Linked DNA regions of Homo sapiens: region 1 is linked to region 2. The links are chromatin contacts, found by Hi-C or POLR2A ChIA-PET in ENCODE. All regions are on one chromosome and are shown on one strand. Each heading gives the region's core, a stretch centred on a gene start or an enhancer-like site at or near the end of the contact. The rest is flanking DNA. Distances are from core to core; before and after follow the strand shown. Region 1 holds the start of MOB2 (MOB kinase activator 2). Region 2 overlaps TSPAN4 (tetraspanin 4).

Region 1 (3,300 bases), core at 29-2,528, 630 kb before region 2:
TCACCGGGCTGTTTGTTCTGTAGAGACCAGTTACGCACTGCTCAGAGCATGGCTTAGGGACTGGCCTAGTGGGGAAAATGAAACTGCAGCCTGTTGGGCCTGCTGCTGCTGCTGCTTAGGGAGGCGGGGGCCGGCCTGGGGCCATCCTCTGCTGTGGCTCCTGGAGAGTGTGTCTGTGCTGGGTTGGTGTGCTGTCTCCCCGTGCGCCCAGGCTGTGTGTGTGCGTGCAGTCCAGACACCACAACTCCCATGGGGGCTGGTATTGATGGGGGTGAGCCTACCCTGGCTGCTTTCCTGATGGCTCTGTGCTCCCCGCAGCAGCTGGTACCTCAGGCTGTGTCCTGACTCCTACAGGGCTTCACACCGACAGAGGTGCTGGGACAGCTTCTGAGGGGCAGTGGCTGGAGATGCTGGGGTCTCTTGATTGGCAGGAAGCACAGGAAGTATGGCTCCCATGCGGGTGGGGGATGCTCCTGATGACCCCGTGTTGTCAGGGGGCTGTCACTGCCAGTGGGGTCCACGCTGACTCAGGATGAGGAGAGAGCATTGCCCTCTCAGGTGTTTGCATTTTCAGGATGTGGTGGTCTCCTGTGTGCAGACCAGCCAGAAGGAAGGCCGGGGCCGTGCCGCTCTGTGCGCCCCCATGGGGAGCTGCTGTGGGCATTTCTGTTGGGCTGGGTGCCCTGTGGTCCTGGCTGGCAGCAGCCTCAGCCCAGCACCGTCCAGGCACCGCAGAAGCTGGTCGGCCCCTTCTCTCTCCAGGGCCATCCAGCAGGAAAGCCACTTTGAGTGCCTCCAGCTGCGTACACACTGCAGGGCAGGGCGGCCCATCTGTCTGTCCGTCTGTCCGTCCCTGGCCCGAGCACTGACTGGGCTAGGCTGGGCCGGACAAGGGAGAGGGGAGTGCCATCGACCTGGAGCTCGTCAGCAGAGTTGCTGCCTGTGTTCAGAAGGCCTTTCCTGGGGGCTTGGCAGCAGAGGACCTTGAGGTGGAGCCCAGGACCTTTCTGATGGATCCTTCTTGCAGGCCAAGGACGGCCCTGTCCCCTCCCTTCTGGTCCCACCCCCACCGCCTCTTCTGGCAGCCTGAGGTGGAGCCCAGGACCTTTCTGATGGATCCTTCTTGCAGGCCAAGGACGGCCCTGTCCCCTCCCTTCTGGTCCCACCCCCACCGCCTCTTCTGGCAGCCTGAGGTGGAGCCCAGGACCTTTCTGATGGACCCTTCTTGCAGGCCAAGGACGGCCCTGTCCCCTCCCTTCTGGTCCCACCCCCACCGCCTCTTCTGGCAGCCATGCCACTTGGAAAAGGCCAATTCAGACGCTCCCTCGTTTCACCAGCCTTGGCCAGCCCTTGCCTCTGGAAAGGGGGCAGCTGTTTGTCTCTGCCAGGCGTCCCATTGGCCAGGGAGTGAGGCTGGAGGGCCCGGCAGCAGGCATTTGCGAGTGCTGGCCAGCCGGCACCCCGCCCCGCTTCTCCTCCCCACCTTCCCGTCGCCCACTCATGCTGGGAGACCACTGCAGTCTCCCTGAAGACCAAGCCCGGCCCGGCCAGTCCCTGCAAAGTGGACTCTGCTGCAAAATGGTGCTTCAGGCTGTCAGCAAAGTGCTCAGGTAACACCTGCCAGCCTGGCTGGGGGAGGGGTGTGTAGCACATCTGTCTGCCCTGTTCTTGCCCCCAGGAAGGAGGTCAGGGTGGGGAGGCGGCGGACTGTGTCCGTGGCTGCCCTCCCAGTGTGGCCGGCGGCTGTGCAGCGAGCTGTGCTGGGCCACACGCAAGCTGTCCAGGGCAGAGGCGGCTGTGCAGTCCCGGGCCAGCCTGGCGGGTTTGCTCTGGAGCCCTGCCCAGTGGGGCTTTCCTTAGCCGCCTGCACTTCCTGTTGCTCTGTGGGAGAGGAGCGGGTCTTGGTGTCCTCGACCTTCGGGGTTGACCCCACCTTGCCGGCACAGGAGCCTGCCTTGTCCTCCCGCAACCCACAGGGTGTGGTTCCTCAGCCGCCAGCAGGTGTGCCTGTCTTTGTCCCAGCGTGCGGCTGTTTGTGCCCTGGGCAGGGGCTTCAGCCACCCAGGCAGAGGTGACCCGGAGTCTGTCCTTGTGTGGCCTTGTCCAGAGAAGTGGCATGGGGTTCCCGGGTGCCTATTTTTGTGCTGGCTGCCATAGGGATGTTGCCGGAAAATCCATTTTTGACATTTTTCTCACCTGTACTTTCTCTGACCTGCTGCGGGGGTGCCTCCCTGCCCACACCACTCAGCTCGGTGTGTGCAGGGGCGTGTGTGGGAGTGTGCGCCCAAGTGTGTGGGAGCGTGCACCCGTGTGTGTGGGAGTGTGCACCCGTGTGTGGGCATGAGGGGCCGGGGGAGTGGGGCAGGCACAGCCAGCTGCAGCAGTGAGTGTGTCCTCCCGGGTGGGGTTGCCTGGTGGGGGTGTGAGGCGAGCGTGGCCTGCTGGACGTGCCCTCCAAGGGCCGGGGGCTGCGGCACCCGTGTGCATCTCCGTGCCTCTGCCTGTCCCTGGGCACCCGGCTCCATCTTTCTCTTCATAGGCTCCTTCCCTATCTCCCGATCACCTGTGCATTCAACAGGGAGGGCTCCACAAGTAGACACAAGAGTGCCGGCCGGTGACCCTGCCTAGGATGTCCTATCTTAAGGTGAAACTGTGAGGTTTTGGAAATGTGTGGGCAAGTTGGCAGTACTCGTGAGTTCAAATCAGGAATGGTGCCTGACATCAGTGGTGTGAGGGGACTGGCGTGTGTGTGTGTGTGCCTGTGCCAGTGTGTGCTTGTGTGTCTGAGGCCAAATGCCGAAGGCAGCTCCACAGGAGACACAGAGGCAGGCCTGGAGCCCAGCCAGGCCCTAAGGAAGACGGGCGGAGTCCCTTCCCTGGGGCTCAGGAAGGTTTCAAAGGAAGCGATGAGGAAGCCACCTTGGCTGGGAGCTGGATGCATGGAGGGGCCGAGGCGCAGTGGAGCATGGTGGCCACGTGGGGCTGAGGTTCTAGGACAGCAGCAGCACCTGCCTGTTTGGACGTTTGGTCTGGGATGTCTGCGGGCGTTCCTTGTGCCATCTTGGCTTTTTCCTTCTCAATGGGCCTCTGCAGAGGGCACAGTAGGCTGGTAAAAGCTCGCTTTGTCTGGGGCTGCTGACCTGTTTGGGGGGGCAGACAATTAAACTCAGAAGAAAAGAAGCCACACTCCACAGCTTCCAGCTGGCTGAAGCCTGTGGGCAGTGCAGGCTGTGCTGAGAGATGGACAGGGGCTCCGGAGGCCTTCCCACCCCTCAGCCTGAGGCCGTGTGACAGAAGTGG
Region 2 (3,448 bases), core at 797-3,296:
GGCTGGAGTGCAGTGGCACCATCTGGGCTCACTGCAACCTCCTCCGCCTCCCAGGTTCAAGTGATTCTCCTGCCTCAGCCTCCCAAGTAGCTGGGATTACAGGCATGCCCCCACCACACCCGGTTAATTTTTTGTATTTTTAGTAGAGATGGTTTAGCCACAATAGTCTTTTTTGTTTTTTTTTTGATACCGAGTCTCGCACTGTCACCCAGGCTGGAGTGCAGTGGCGCGATCTCGGCTCACTGCAACCTCCGCCTCCCGGGTTCACGCCATTCTCCTGCCTCAGCCTCCCGAGTAGCTGGGACTACAGGCGCCCGCCACCACGCCCAGCTAATTTTTTGTACTTTTAGTAGAGACAGGGTTTCACCGTGTTAGCCAGGATGGTCTTGATCTCCCAACCTCGTGATCCACCCACCTCGACCTCCCAAAGTGCTGGGATTCCAGGCGTGAGCCACCACGCCCAGCCGCCAGGATGGTCTTGATCTCAATCTCCTGACCTCATGATCAGCCCGTCTCGGCCTCCCAAAGTGCTGAGATTACAGGCATGAGCCACCGCGCCCGGCCAAGTTATGATTTCTTACAGCCACATGGGCACTGGTGGGAACAAAGCAGGCGGGTCCCACAGGAGCACCTGCCACCCGGAGGGCCACCTCCTGCAGTGTCTGTAACCGCCAGAGCTCTTACTGTGTTTCCTAAGTGCTTGTTCTTATAAAAATCAATTAAAACAGGAAGAGGCAGGGGGAGACGAGGGGGTGCTGCGCCCAGAGAGAGGGTGCTAGGCTGCTGGCCCAGCAAGGCCTCAAGGGAAGCAGGGGTCCGCCAGGACCCCACCTTCAGACAGAGGCCTCGGGCTTGGGCCGTTTCAGGATGAGACGGGAGATATGTTCCAGGCCTGGGCACGGGACAAGCAGTCCCCCGAAAATGCTGACCAGCTCCCGGTCTGCAGCGTGGGTGCCCAGGTGGGTGGTGGGTAGACGTCCTGGGGTGCCGACGGTTGACTGGTTCTGGGGAAGGGCCGCGCAGCCCTGGGGGATCCCTGCCCCACCCTGGACTGGACAGGACTTGGGAATGGGCTGGCAAAGCCACCCCTCAACCTGATGAAACCCCTTGGAGCACCCAGACCACATGCCTGAGGACAGGCTCAGACCCCAGGCTCTGGGGGTTCCCGGGGGACTACCAGAAGCCCCAAGTCACCCCATAAAAGCCTCCCAAGCCCCAGTGGCCAGACTCACACCCCACTTTCCAGACAGAAACCAAGGCTGGGATAGCTGCTGGCCACCAGCAGCCGCCCCACCCCCACCTGCAACACCAGCCCAGCTCAAGACAGGCCTGGGGCCTCCACCCTGGCAGGGCCCACGGAGGGCCCATGAGCCCCAACACTCTTGCCTCAGGGGGCCTGGGGGTGGGAGATGCCCCCTCCTCGTGTGCACGCTCACCTGCCCCTCCCTGAGCAGTGCATCAGCCAGCGCCAGGCTGGAGGTTGGAGGCCGCCACCCTTTTACTGGCTGGCTGGCAGGCAGGAGGCTGTGCTGGGGAGATGGGACACAGCTCCCTGCCCAAGGGCCAGCATGGCTGCTGGTGCCCCAAGATTCAGGCCAGGCCTGTCACTGGTGTCTTCGGTCCCTCTGGGCTCCACAGGGTAAAATCCCCTCAGAGCAGATTCCCCCCACTGCTGGGGCCCCACAAGTCCCACACACGCTCAGGCCATCCTGGGGAGAAGGCAGGCTCTGTCCTTCCCCGGCCTTCCAGAGGTAGCATCTCCGCTTAAAGTTCAAAACAGAACGCTGTCCGGAGGCTGCCAGCGCAGGACCTATCTTGGGAAGCTCTGCTGAGCCATTGGCTCCTGGTGCCTGCTGAGCTCTGACACCCACGCCCAGAGCCCCTCCCCAGCAGGCCAGGCACAGCGCACAGGGGAGCTGGACAGACTGGGTGCAGGAAGAGGGGTCACCCCTGTGCTCTGGGCCCCAGGATTGGGAGTACCGAGGCAGGGGCTGACTTGCTGGCTCTGACCACACAGCCCCTCGTGGCTGCAGGGAGCCAATAGGAGACCTGGGCACAGTGCCCAGCCTGGGTGTGGCTTCTGAGCAAAGCCAGCCCCAGAAGCAGCTTAGGGTGATAGGGGAGGCTTCCCAGGAGACCAGGAAGAGGCTTGGGGGTGGCAGCCAGCACAGCCCGGTGGAGGGCGGCCCGGAGACGCACCAGGGGACGGATGCATGAACCTGAGACGTGTGAGTCAAGTTGTGTGTGAGCCCGGGATGCATGGGAGCTGGGGTGCATGTGAGCAGGGGTACATGGGAGCTGGGGTGCGTGTGGGCCCGGGGTGCATGAGTGAGGGTGTGTGTGAGCCGGAGTGCATGTGGGCCCGGGGTGCGTGTAAGAGGGGGTGCGTGTGAGCCCGGGGTGCGTGTGAGCCCGGGGTGCGTGTGAGCCCGGGGTGCGTGTGAGGGGGGTGCGTGTGAGCCGGGGTGCGTGTGAGAGGGGGTGCGTGTGAGCCGGGGTGCATGTGAGCCCGGGGTGCGTGTGAAAGGGGGGGTGCGTGTGAGCCCGGGGTGCGTGTGAGCCCGGGGTGCGTGTGAAAGGGGGGGTGCGTGTGAGCCGGGGTGCACGTGAGCCAAGGTGCGTGTGGGCCAGGGTGTGTGTGAGTGGGGGTGTGTGTGAGCGGGGATGAGTGTGGGCTGGGGGTGGGTGTGTGAGCCTGGGTGCATGTGAGGGGATGCGTGTGACCTGGGGTGCGTGTGAGCCGGGGTGCATGTGAGCCCAGGGGTGCGTGTGAGCCAGGGCACGTGTGAGCCCGGGGGTGCGTGTGAGCCGGGGTGCATGTGTGCCGGGGGTGCAAGCTGTTGGTGTGAGCCCGGGGGTGCGTGAGAGCTGGGGTGCATGTGAGCGGGGATGCGTGTGACCCAGGGGTGCGTGTGAGCCGGGGTGCATGTGTGCCGGGGGTGCAAGCTGTTGGGGGTGTGAGCCCGGGGGTGCGTGAGAGCTGGGGTGCGTGTGAGCGGGGATGCGTGTGACCCAGGGGTGCATGGGAGCCGGGGGTGCATGGGAGCCCAGGATGCGAGCCGGGGGTGCGTGTGAGCGGGGGTGGGAGGCGAGGTGCATGCAAGCGGGGGTGCATGTGAGCCGGGGTGCGTGTGAGCGGGCGTGAATGTGAGCCAGGTGCATGGGAGCCTGGGGTGTGTGGGAACCGGGGTGCATGTGAGCGGAGGTCCGTGGGAGCCTGGGGTGCGTGGGAACTGGGTGAGCAGGGTGTGTGAGCGGGGTGCGTGTGGGCCGGAGTGCGTGTGAGCCGAAGTGCGTGTGAGCAGGGGTGCGTGTGAGCCGGGAGTGCATGTGAGCCTGGGGTGCATGGGAACCGGGGTGAGTGTCAGCGGGGGTGGGATCCGGGGTGCATGTGAGCCAGGGTGTGTGTGAGCCAGGGTGGATGTGTCTGGAGTGTGCAGGACCAGAG

What was found. Hi-C counts contacts between places; a loop is a spot of excess contacts on that map. ChIA-PET counts read pairs that join two places held with the same protein, here RNA polymerase II (POLR2A). Pooled maps may share reads with other maps.
Region 1: a loop to region 2 is called in a pooled map, with 7 times the contacts of the local background. The contact joins the promoter of MOB2 here to the enhancer-like site in region 2. A Hi-C loop is called at or near these places in 1 of 37 single-sample maps with no recorded cell type and 7 of 50 pooled maps. POLR2A ChIA-PET finds 5 or more read pairs at or near these places in 7 of 52 experiments (A549, HEK293, HepG2 and 4 more).

The regions. Positions count from the first base shown.
Region 1 is chr11:1,484,757-1,488,056 of GRCh38, reverse strand. MOB2 (MOB kinase activator 2) reads left to right here and starts at 1,278. Exons shown (of 5, transcript NM_001172223.3): 1 at 1,278-1,610. The coding sequence starts at 1,501.
Region 2 is chr11:858,449-861,896 of GRCh38, reverse strand. The region is part of intron 3 of TSPAN4 (tetraspanin 4); the gene reads right to left. Among named protein-coding and RNA genes, the nearest start is that of TSPAN4, 17 kb to the right of the region's middle. RefSeq lists enhancers at 837-1,371, 1,372-1,904, 1,905-2,438, 2,439-2,972. Within about 2 kb of position 2,046, at least 10 of the 41 ENCODE cell types and tissues checked have a DNase peak (open chromatin) inside an H3K27ac peak, as active enhancers do.